Linked DNA regions of Homo sapiens: all the other regions are linked to region 3. Evidence: chromatin contacts called from ENCODE Hi-C data. All regions are on one chromosome and are shown on one strand. Each heading gives the region's core, a stretch centred on a gene start or an enhancer-like site at or near the end of the contact. The rest is flanking DNA. Distances are from core to core; before and after follow the strand shown.

What was found. A loop is a pair of places that touch in the nucleus more often than their neighbours do. Pooled maps may share reads with other maps.
Region 1: a pooled map shows a loop between it and region 3 (8-fold over the local background). The contact joins the promoter of CYP2R1 here to the enhancer-like site in region 3. A Hi-C loop is called at or near these places in 2 of 37 single-sample maps with no recorded cell type and 6 of 50 pooled maps.
Region 2: a map with no recorded cell type shows a loop between it and region 3 (7-fold over the local background). The contact joins two enhancer-like sites. A Hi-C loop is called at or near these places in 3 of 37 single-sample maps with no recorded cell type and 3 of 50 pooled maps.
Region 4: a loop to region 3 is called in a pooled map, with 5 times the contacts of the local background. The contact joins two enhancer-like sites. A Hi-C loop is called at or near these places in 1 of 168 maps with a recorded cell type or tissue (transverse colon), 3 of 37 single-sample maps with no recorded cell type and 4 of 50 pooled maps.

What each region holds. Positions count from the first base shown.
Region 1 is chr11:14,890,592-14,893,487 of GRCh38, reverse strand. CYP2R1 (cytochrome P450 family 2 subfamily R member 1) reads left to right here and starts at 1,257. Exons shown (of 5, transcript NM_024514.5): 1 at 1,257-1,507. The coding sequence starts at 1,283. It also overlaps a transcript of PDE3B not described here. RefSeq lists a silencer at 1,510-1,749.
Region 2 is chr11:14,318,468-14,321,445 of GRCh38, reverse strand. All of the region lies in intron 1 of RRAS2 (RAS related 2), which reads left to right. Among named protein-coding and RNA genes, the nearest start is that of RRAS2, 39 kb to the left of the region's middle. Within about 2 kb of position 1,310, at least 2 of the 41 ENCODE cell types and tissues checked have a DNase peak (open chromatin) inside an H3K27ac peak, as active enhancers do.
Region 3 is chr11:16,900,695-16,903,623 of GRCh38, reverse strand. All of the region lies in intron 3 of PLEKHA7 (pleckstrin homology domain containing A7), which reads left to right. Among named protein-coding and RNA genes, the nearest start is that of SNORD147, 24 kb to the left of the region's middle. Within about 2 kb of position 1,348, at least 7 of the 41 ENCODE cell types and tissues checked have a DNase peak (open chromatin) inside an H3K27ac peak, as active enhancers do.
Region 4 is chr11:19,431,402-19,434,161 of GRCh38, reverse strand. It overlaps a transcript of NAV2 not described here. Among named protein-coding and RNA genes, the nearest start is that of NAV2-AS5, 74 kb to the left of the region's middle. RefSeq lists a silencer at 1,574-1,774. Within about 2 kb of position 1,386, at least 5 of the 41 ENCODE cell types and tissues checked have a DNase peak (open chromatin) inside an H3K27ac peak, as active enhancers do.

The DNA of each region.
Region 1 (2,896 bases), core at 8-2,507, 2.0 Mb after region 3:
CACCTCAAGAATTGTAAGAAAATAAATTTGTGTGGTTTTAAGCCATCAGATTGGTGGTAATTTATTACAACAGTAGTAGGAAACAAATACACTTCTTTAGCAGTTGATCTCAGCTCCAATGTCATCTTCCTAATAAGACTTTCCTTGACAGCCCTTGCCTGCTAAAGTATCTCCCCAACCACCAGGCGTTTTCTATAACGCACTTTTTGTTTGCTTCTGATTATTGAAAATTATTGTATTTCCATGTCATTGCTCTTCCCTCTCATAAGAATGTAAGTTATAGAAAGGACTTTGTTGCTCTTATTCACCTATGTATCTCCATTGCTTAGGACATGGGAACATAGTAGACATTCAATAAATATTTGTTGTGTGAATGAGTCGTAAGCTAATGAGGACCATAAAACTCATGCCACTGCTAAATCACAATTAGAGGGCAGCTGTTAGAAGAGTCCCAAACCCAGTAAGTCCTGTATTGCAAGGAACTGCCCAATAGAAAACAGGAATAAAAACAATTAGCAAGAATAATATGAAATCAGTTGCTTAATTCCAGGCAGTGGAGGCAGAAATCTTGAATAGTAAATACTCTCCGTGAACAAGTGCAGACAAGAGTCCCGTGATTGCCAATAAGTAATCAGTTTGGAAAGACCAGAGAGGGGTCAAATATAGGTAAACTGAGTTAATCACATAAACTGCTCAATCATCACAATTATTAAAAGATCACACACAAAAATACATTAACAGGAGAAAAATAGTAAAACAGGACAAAACAGTAAAATTACTTTCTTTTACTACTGATGGGTCAATTTTCTACTGGAAATTCTGAAAAGTATCAGGTTCAGCTAAAGACTGCAGTGTTGATCATCTCTCCAGTTTTCCTAGTGTGAAATGAAATAAGCAGACCTGGTACTTAAAAAGACACTTTAAGAAAGGTCTGGCCCCAGAGAGGCAGGATCCGCCTAGCCCAGTGAGTGAGGCCGTCCTGACACCTCGTCAATGCCCTTGTGTCAACATTCTAGAAAACGGACTCCTGGCTCATTGCTCCGCCTAGAGCCGCGCCACCTCCAAAGGGTAGCACCGGCCACCCGCTCCGCAAAGTCCACTCTCAGCCGCGCAAAACTAGAAGGTAGTTGTCCCGAAGGGGCCTGAGCGCTCACTCAGTCAGCCAATGGCCACGGAGCTAGGGCGGGACCTGAGGGTATCCTGCCAATGGGAGTATGGCAGGGCTGGAGGGAGTGCCTGGGTCTCAGGGCTGCTGTGGAGTTCGCACCTCCAGCTCGGGCCGATGTGGAAGCTTTGGAGAGCTGAAGAGGGCGCGGCGGCGCTCGGCGGCGCGCTCTTCCTGCTGCTCTTCGCGCTAGGGGTCCGCCAGCTGCTGAAGCAGAGGCGGCCGATGGGCTTCCCCCCGGGGCCGCCGGGGCTGCCATTTATCGGCAACATCTATTCCCTGGCAGCCTCATCCGAGCTTCCCCATGTCTACATGAGAAAGCAGAGCCAGGTGTACGGAGAGGTACAGCCCCGACGGGCCCCGGGCAGGGAGGGCCGCCAGGCTGGCCCGGGCTGGCCAGGGCCTTCCTGGTTGGACTTATGGCCGCCCCTGGGCCGACTAGTCGGGACCTCTCCGTGTGCCGGCTGCCCTTTGAGGGACACCCGCTTCCCGGGTCTGGAAGGGAGAAGTCCTCGACGCCGTGCCCCCTTGCAGGGGGAGCCCCGCCCCTGCCGGTGACCCACTCCGGGCCGAGGCTCCGAGGCGATCCAGTCCTGATTTTCCCGCTACCGCTCGAGCTCTTGCTCCTGCGCCTGCGCCGTTTGGCTCGCCAGCCGCGCCGCCACTTCAGGTCCAGGGTGGACGCATGCCCTCAGGTGCGGGCGTCTTGCGAGTCGGCCTCGCAGCTCTGTGGAAGCTGCACGCGGCTTGTCGGAAAATCAAGGCGTTCTGAGTTCTAGATGGTTAATAGCAGGTTCTTCGGTGTCTGCAGTCGACGAACGACTGGTGTAGGCGTTTGCTGTGAGAATGGAGAATGCAGGGGAACGCCCCTGACTGAGAAGCGGGCCCTGGGAAACGATTGTGAACGCGTGAATGAATTGATGACTAAAATCCGCTGCGGGGGTCCTACAGCGCAGATGGTAATGCCGTTCTGACTGGCTGGGAACGGCACCTTAGCAGATACTTAAAAGGCGCCTTCTGTGTGCCACTGTCACTGCCAACTTGGTGACTCATTTAAAACTCATAACCAGCCGGTGAGGTCGGTACTTCGCTCCTCCTCATTCTGCGGAGGGGAAAGCAGCACGGAAATGCCCTGTGACTGGCAGCGGAAAAGGCGACCACCGCTTGTGTGTGGGTGTCCCGACGTCCGGAGGGGGCAGGAGTTTCCACGGGTCCTGGGACAGAGCTCACCTGTTTTGTTTTGAATTACACTTATTTATATGCAACTACAGGCCTGACGCTAGCGGTGAAGAAGGCAGATACAGCCTTTTAAGGAGTTGGCAGATGAGTGGGAGAGAGAAAACTAATCTCATTATCGGCCACAGGCTGTGGTCAGTGTTTTGAAGGAAAAGTACAGGGATGTTTGGCAACTGTGGTATTTCAGGTTTGACCTTAAATCCTTACTTAAACCAATTTTTACAAGGATTGGTCTAGGTGCCCGGGCGCGGTGGCTCACGCCTATAATCCCAGCACTTTAGGAGGCCGAGGCGGGCGGATCACGAAATCAGGAGATCGAGACCGTCGTGGCTAACACGGTGAAACCCCATCTCTACTAAAAGAATACAAAAAATTAGCCGGGCGTGGTGGCGGGCACCTGTAGTCCCAGCTATTCGGGAGGCTGAGGCAGGAGAATGGCGTGAACCCGGGAGGCGGAGCTTTCAGTGAGCCGAGATCGCGCCACTGCACTCCAGC
Region 2 (2,978 bases), core at 61-2,560, 2.6 Mb after region 3:
ACCCCTATACAAGAACTTCAGAAGTTTTGACAATTTTTGATCATTCTTTTAAGTGAGTATAAAGAATGAGGGACTTTCGTGCCATCCTTGTAGAGTTAGTTCCCTTCCCTGTCCCACCACCATTTCACCAAGGGAAATTTATTGAGAACACCTAAAATTTGCTGTTGACTAGTCATGTTAGGGGAAGGAGGAATGGTATAGACATAAGATTTTAAAATATTGACGTGCGTCGTGTGTTTACTTATTTGCAATCTTTTTTTTTTTTTTGAGATGGAGTCTTGGTCTGTTGTCTAGGGTGGAGTGCACTGGCCGATCTCGGCTCACTGCAACCTCTGCCTCCCAGGTTCAAGTGATTCTCCTGCCTCAGCCTCCCAAGTAGCTGGGATTACAGGCGCCTGCCACCACACCCAGCTAATTGTTGTATTTTTAGTAGAGACGGGGTTTACCATGTTGGCCAGGCTGGTCTCGAACTCCTGACCTCAGGAGATCAGCCCACCTCAGCCTCCCAAAGTGCTGGGATTATAGGCGTGAGCCACTATGCCCAGCCATTTGCAACCATTTTTTTAAATTGTTGTGTTAAGTTACTATAAAAATTAACATTTTTATAGTTTTCCCACATTTTACTGCATACTACTTTATATGACTTTATGATTGTTAGGTTCTTAAACAATGAATTTTGACTTAAGTTCTTTTATATTTTTATTTTTACCAATCCATCCTATTTAAAATAAATTAATAGTATGTTTAATATCTTTCAGAAAAGTTCTTTCCCTGTGCTTTAATTTTAACCAGTTTTAGCTAATGTTTTTGCACAACCTTTTCTAAAAGCAACAAATAATTGATTAAGGGGAATCTGGGCTAAGCTGAAGCTTAACTCTGAAAGCTGTGTTAATGAGTTTCCATAGGAAAAACTGTCTACTGCTTTTATTTTGTTTATAGATTGAAATTAGCTAAATGAAAGAATAAGTAAATGAGAGCTGCTTAAATTAAGACATCCATTAAAATTTTTTGTCTTGATTACTTTCCCGTCTCAGAGTCAATTGATCTGGCTTTTGGTACTGAGCACATGACTCTAGACAAGCATGCAGTCATTCTAGGCATACTGCTATTTGAAAAAACAGCTTTAAAAAGATGTTAGAACCTGGGAAAAAATATCTTGCTCTCTTGTGGTTTCACAGGATGCCAAAGGTTTAGTTGCTTGTATGTTTCACTCAATTGCTTTCTGTTCAATGAATAAAATCAGCACCGTGCATTAGAACTTTGCAGACTCACTGCAAAGGAAATAGCAGGAGGTAAAGTGACCTCAAATGAATGTGGCTTTTTTTGTGGGGTGCGGTGGGTGGGCAGTGCTACAACTTAATAAACAAATTGAGTTTTGCAGGAAGAAAACCTTTAACCCATCTTTATACTCTCTCATGGTGACATTTTTCTTCTGCTATCATTCCCATTCTTTAAACATTTTTACAATGATTAGTTCATTTTAAACATGTAACATAGCTACAGTTGAGTTGTTTAGTTGTTTTATAACGTATATGTTTTTCGAGTCCATCAGTAAACTGGAATTATAATCTTATTTTTGTTGTTTTGATCACACAACTTTTCTGCGCTCTGAAAAATACAACTGATACTTACTTCTCTTCACCAAAAGTCTTTTAGGTAGGTTTATCACCTTTTATCAGTTGAGTGAGTAAGATATTTTGAAAATATTTTACAGGGGAAGTAGCAGAAATTCTCCATCATGTATGGTAAACTTGCAGTTATCTGTGCTCTTAGAAGACAGAGGGAACCGGCCGGGCGCGGTGGCTCACGCCTGTAATCCCAGCACTTTGGGAGGCTGAGGCGGGTGGATCATGAGGTCAGGAGATCGAGACCATCCTGGCTAACAAGGTGAAACCCCGTCTCTACTAAAAATACAAAAAATTAGCCGGGCGCGGTGGCGGGCGCCTGTAGTCCCAGCTACTCGGGAGGCTGAGGCAGGAGAATGGCGTGAACCCGGGAAGTGGAGCTTGCACTGAGCCGAGATTGCGCCACTGCAGTCCGCAGTCCGGCCTGGGCGACAGAGCGAGACTCCGTCTCAAAAAAAAAAAAAAAAAAAAAAAAGACAGAGGGAACCTGAATAGTTAATATAATTTTTATTGTAGTACAGGTTTTACTCACATACCTTGGGAAAAGCTTCTTTTCCTGCTTGGCATTATTGCCAAATGTCAGGATTGACGGAGGTGTATGGGGAGATGGATTTGAGAAAATCTGGACATGTTACTCCATGAATCTAGAGAAAGCAGGGGCAATACATTTATTTTTGTTTTCTGAAGGTAGCTCTCATTGTAATGATGTAATTTGGGGCACAGAATTGAGCCAGACTGCTGGGAATCAATTTCTGCTCCATGCTTACTAGCCTCGTGACTGGGCAAGTTACTTAAAGTCTTTCCTCACCTGTATGATGGAGACGATAATAAGACCACCTACTTCATGGACTGTGAGGTTTCAATGAATTAATATGGTAAAGCACTTAGTGCCTGACACATAGTAAATGATAGCTGTATTGTTGCCAAGTCAGTAAGTGTGAGTCAAAGTATACAGATATGTTTCCCTGAAGGAATTTGAAGTTTAATACTTAAGTTTTGTAAAAGTCTGATTTATATTTACTTTTCAATAGTCCAAAGTGGGGACTGAAAGAATGTACAAAATGTCCGTGTTTGGGTTATCTTTCCTAAACACTCTGCCTTCCTCAGGAAACATTTCTTCTGTCTCAGCTGTTCCACTGCCCTGCTGAGCTGGAATGACTACAGCACTGGGAGACACAGGTAGTGCTGCACCTGGCTGGGCTCAGGAGCCTTCCTGTGAGAGAAGGGTTTTGCTTTTCTTATCAGGATGGTTAATTGAATAGGTGCCATCTCATCCCTGGGCACTCAAGGTTTTTTTTTTTGTTTGTTTGTTTGTTTTGAGACAGATTCTCTCTCTGTCACCCAGGCTGGAGT
Region 3 (2,929 bases), core at 99-2,598:
AGAAGCACAGTGGAGGCCTTTTCACCTTCTCATGACTTTAAGAAATACAGGAAAACAGCATTCTCTACAATCCATAATCCCTGAGTGTTGGCAACAAAAAAATGAAAGATATTCTAATGTAGGCGTCTGTGCAATGGTGATGGGTTATGGATGGTCAATGAGAACCTTGGCTGCCAGTCCTGGGAACTGATCTCAGCCTTCCCTGGGACCCTCTGGATGAGGGGATCCTCATTCACCTAACTGAGCAAACATCCCAAACATGCTCTGTTTGCCCATTTATTCATTCCATTCATTAATGTACTCATTGATTCCATTTGGTTCACTTCAGCTACTGATCACCTAATGTTATATGCCAGGCCGTGTGCATGGCTGTAATTATAGAGCTGTGACTAAGACCTTCCTTCCTTCCTGTTCAGTCAGGGTTCAGTAGCAGTAGTGAGAAGTTATTCTCGCTTTTCTAAACAGAAATGGATTTAATACAGTGAACTAGGTGTTTACATCATGATTGGAAGGGTGCAGGAGTAGGCTCTAGGCTGACCTTTGGCAATGATAACTAAAACAAGACTGTGAAAATGGCCCATAAGTAATTGTTTTCATTTTCCTTTTAATTCAACTCTTTTGAGCTCCCCTTGCCCTTTGCTCCCAACTTCTCTGTCCCAGATCTTAGGCTCTCTCCTTATGGGAAGAGCTGTTTCAAAGCATTTATGGATTGTAAAGTGTGAATAAGGGTGTTGTTAATAATAACTGTCACTTGCTGACTGTTTATTGTGTGCCCAGCTGTCTGCTAAGTCCTTTACCTGTGTTATTTCAATCCTCACATCTGTTGGGTAGTTAATATTATCTCTACATTGCAGAGAAGGAACCTGAAGCTAATAAAAGTTAAATGACTTGCCTAGGATAATTCAGCTAATAAGTAACATTTGAATTCAGGGAGTGTCTCTGTCCAGAGGTACTTGCAGTTTAAAAGACAAGCTGGGCCAAAGAAGATACACAAATGACCAATAAGCAAATGAAAAGATGCTCAGCATCATTAGCCATCAAGGAAATGCAAAACAAAACCGTAATGAAATACTACTTTACACACCCTAGGATGTTTATATTAAAAAGGACAGATACTTTAGAAGTGCTGGTGAGGGCGTAGAGAAGTGGGAACACTGATGCACTGCTGGTAGAAGTGTAAAATGGTGGAGCCACCTTGGAAGCCAGCTGCACGTTCTCAAAAGGTTAAACGTAAAGTTACCATATGAGTCATGAATTCCATTCCTAGGTATATACCCAAGAGAAGTGAAACCATGTCCACCTACACAAAAACTTGTACGCAATTCATAGCTACATGATTCATAATATCCTCAAAGTGAAAACCCAAAGTCCGTCAACTGATGGGTGGATAAATAAAATGTGGTGTGTCTATATAATGGAATATTATCTGGCCATAGGAAGGAATGAAGTACTGGTACATGCTACAACAAGAACGCAACAATGAACCTTGTAAACATTATGCTAAATGAAAGATGCCAGTCACAAAAGATGACCTAGTGTCTAAGCCTATTTATATGGAATGTCCAGAATAGGGAAATCCAGAGAGATAGAAAGTGGATTTATGGCTGCCTAGGGCTGGAGCTGGGGTGATCGCTAGAGAGTATGGGACTTCCATTTAGGGCAATGAAATGTTTTAAATTTGATTGGGGTGATGATCGTATAACTCTCAGTATACTAAAAGCCATTGCATTGTATACTTTATTTTTATTATATTTTGAGACAAGGTCTGGCTCTTCTGCCTAGGCCGGAGTGCACTGTGTGATTTCCACTCACTGCAACCTCCACCTCCTGGGTCAAACCATCCTCCCACCTCAGCCTCTTGAGTAGCTGAGACTATAGGCGTGCACCACCATACCCAGCTAATTTTTTTGTATTTTTTGTAGAGATGGGGTTTTGCTATGTTGTCCAGGCTGGGCTTGAACTCATGAGCTCAAGCTATCTTCCGGCCTTGGCCTCCCAAAATGCTGGGATTACAGGCGTGAGCCACCATGCCCAGCTACACTGTACACTTTAAGTGAATTGTTTGACATGTGAATTCTATCTCAATAAAGCTGTTCCTTCCCACCCCCGAAAAAAGAGAAAAGACATATTGGGAAGGATAATGCTTACCTAAATAAATGAGTTGCTAGTGGTGGAATTTAGAGGAGAAAGGATAAACCCCCATGCAGTTTTCTCAAACTTTTGGCTTATATTAGTTTGTCTTCACTATAGTAAAGTGAAAAAATGGATTTAATTTAGCACAAAATTAAATATTGAGCTCTCAGCCTATTGTCTGGCTGGTGAGCCTAGAGCTGATTTATTTTTTCTTCAGCTCTCTGCTTTCCTAGACAGCTTTTTTCCATTTTTCTCTAAGGAGTATATATTATTTTTTATAAGTAGGGAACCAAAAATGTTTCATAAAATATGTATCCCATTGGGTCATACAAAAAGAACATCATGGCTGGGTGCAGTGGCTCATGCCTGTAATCCCAGCACTTCGGGAGGTCGAGGCAGGCGGATCACCTGAGGTCAGGAGTTCGAGACCAGCCTGGCCAACATGGGGTGAAACCCTGTCTCTACTAAAAATAAAAAAATTAGCTGGCTGTGGTGGCGGGCGCCTATAATCCCAGCTACTAGGGAGGCTGAGCAGGAGAATCATTTGAACCTGGGAGGTGGAGGTTACAATGAGCTGAGATCGCGCCACTGCACTCCAGCCTGGGTGACAGTGAGACTCTGTCTCAAAAAAAAAAAAAAATAAAAAATCATGACTTCCACATGTTATGCCACTTGAGGTAGTTAGAGATTTTCTGTCCTAGAAAAAAGATTTTTTGGGGGAAAAAAGTGAGAGATCTCATGAGTGTTTGTCCATGAACTGAACTGATGTTGGAATTGAGCCATTCCTCAAAGCCTC
Region 4 (2,760 bases), core at 137-2,636, 2.5 Mb before region 3:
TAACAGACTGCTGGTGTTCACCAATATCCATGTTCTCCTCTTTTTTTTTTTTGGCTCATTTTCCACTCTCCTTTCATCCAACAGAGGCCATGTGATTTGTTTGCACCAATGGAGTGTGTGCAAAATAGTCATTACTTCCAAGCCTGGCACCTACACTTCCTGCATGATACTTCTTGCTCTCTCTTCCTTTGCCTATTGGCCAGATGCTGAAGTGTTAAGCCATTGCGATTTTGAGGCTCATCTCTTACAGCAGCCAGCATTATTTACTCTAATACATTTCTATTTTTTGAGACTTTTCTCTAATACAGATTTTATTTGTGCATATAATACTTTAAACATTCAATTGGATGTGAGATCTTTTGAAAAGCAATGATCTGCCTTTGAATTGGGGGAAATACAATTTGCCAACAGTGGTCACAACTGCAAGAAGTTAATATAAAGGCCCCAGTTAGCTTCAGGGGCCTAATCAGAGACTCCCCATGGAGCTAACATTCTTCAACAAGCAAGCCTGTTGCTGGCTCACAAAATGCTTGGTCCATACCACCGCCTTTCAGTTGAGCAGATGGGGGTTTTGATGTAAATTGTGCTGGCATTTGCTGCTCTGAAAATAGATTTGTTTTTGCCTCCTTCCAAATTCAGTCCTAAAAAGCAATAGTCAACAAGTTTCATTTCCTCCTTTTAGGCAGGTCAGCAGGACCAGATATCTGTTTGCTATTAAAAGGCACAAAATAAAGCCAAGGATCTCATGCTTGCGGGGCACCTTGGGCTTTACCTTGTTGGTGCCCCATCAAATGCAGAAATTTCCTCTAGAGAATTCCAGGTAGAGCATCCTGTTCTGCTTGCCCTCTTTGATGGGGAGCTCACCACTTAATGAAGTAACACATTCTAGTGTTAAAGAGTACTTCCAGTTAGAAAGCTGAAACTGACCTCCACAAACATTCCATTTTTCAGTCCTGTATCTGCCCTTTAGAGGCATCCTCTCAAAATATAGTGCCATCTCTACATATTGACCCTTCAGGCATTTGAAGACAGAATTGAAGTCTGAACTCTTATCTTTTCCTTGTCTCTGCCCCAAAGTCCTCTATACAGCATAACTCCCAGGACTCTTCCTCAGAACATACTCCAGCTTGTCAATGTCCAGTGAAAACTGAAGTGACAGGAGCTGGCCACAGTTTGAGCAATATGGAAAGGAATGGGGTTAACATCAGTGCCTTCAGGACACTGTGGTTCTGGGTGAGCTGGACTCTTGTGTTTGGGTTTGAGGCATTTTGAAAAGTAAGAATTGCCTCAGAGGACAGCAGCAGCTCTCCTCAGCTGCGGTAAGAGTTATTGGGGAGATTCAAATGAGGGTAAAGAACACAAGAACCTGGGCCTCACAGAAACCCTGGAATGGATTAGTACTGGAACATGCTTTGAAACCTGCAGGGAAATCTAGAATTCAGTGCAGTCTCCACTACAGGGACACCCTAGCTGTACCTTGGGGGCCCCAGCTCCTTCCTGGTTGACTTCTGCTGCTCTCCATACCACCCACTCCCCCACTGCCTCGCTCTCCATGCTCCATGTCTTCTCAGTGGCTGCTTCATCCTGGCTTTCACCTCCTCACTGTCCATGACGCCTTTTGGCTTCTGCCTGCCTTCTTGTGAGTGTGCCATTTGTGGTTTTTTTCCCAACATACTCTCTATGACTTAAATTCAACACTTCCACAGGGAGAGAATATGATCTTTTCCCTTAATCACCACCAACTCAGTCATGAAATGTTTTAGCTGCAGTTTGTCCTAGCAGCTGCTGATCAGCCTATGGGTTAGTTCAAATGCTCTCCCCTAATCAATAAACATCAATTAACAATGATGACAGGGGTGGGCCACAGGAGAGGAAAGTGGCAATTTCTACAGAAGGATTCTGGGTTTTCATCACATTCACAGAATGTGAATTCAAGCTTATCAATGCTTTTTTTTTTTTTTTTTGGTCGGAGTTTTGCTCTTGTTGCCCAGGCTGGAGTGCAGTGGTGCAATCTCAGCTCACTGCAACATCCACTTCCCGGGTTCAAGTGATTCTCTTGCCTCAGCTTCCCAAGTAGCTGGGATTACAGGCCTGTGCCACCACACACAGCTAATTTTTGTATTTTTAATACAGACAGGGTTTCATCCTGTTGGCCAGGCTGGTCTCGAACTCCTGACCTCAGGTGATCGGCCAGCCTTGGCCTCCCAAAGTGCTGGGATTACAGGCATGAGCCACCGCACCCAGTCTTATCAATACTTTCGACAACCAGATCACACTATGATGTATGTTGGAAAATGTGATGTGTGTTATGGCAAAATCCAAAAGCTGTGTTTTTCCTAGCTGCTGCTAAGCCAGCACTCTCTACCTTGCACCTATATGTGCAAATCTTGGCTTACTATATTTCATCTTGATAGACTCTACAGAAGGTCCCAGTCCTGCAAATTTGCTCTTAATCTAAATTCTATCTTCCGACACCAGGCATTTGTTTGTTTGTTTGTTACTCTCTGCTCTGTAAATTCCAAAGGTTCCTTACAGCCCTATCAGAACCACAAGGAGAGGAAGGAGACCAAGAAGGATGGGGTCAGCACCCAGCCCCAACCTCACTTTGGCCAGAAAAACTGTTCTAGTGCAACAGAATTCCAGGTAAGAGTTTCTTGGAACAATATTTTCTGAAACAGAAATAAAATTTGAAAACCATGGAGGCAGGGTCTTTTTGTGGCTTCTGTGCTCAGTGGTTGGTCTCATTTCTCAGCATAGCAT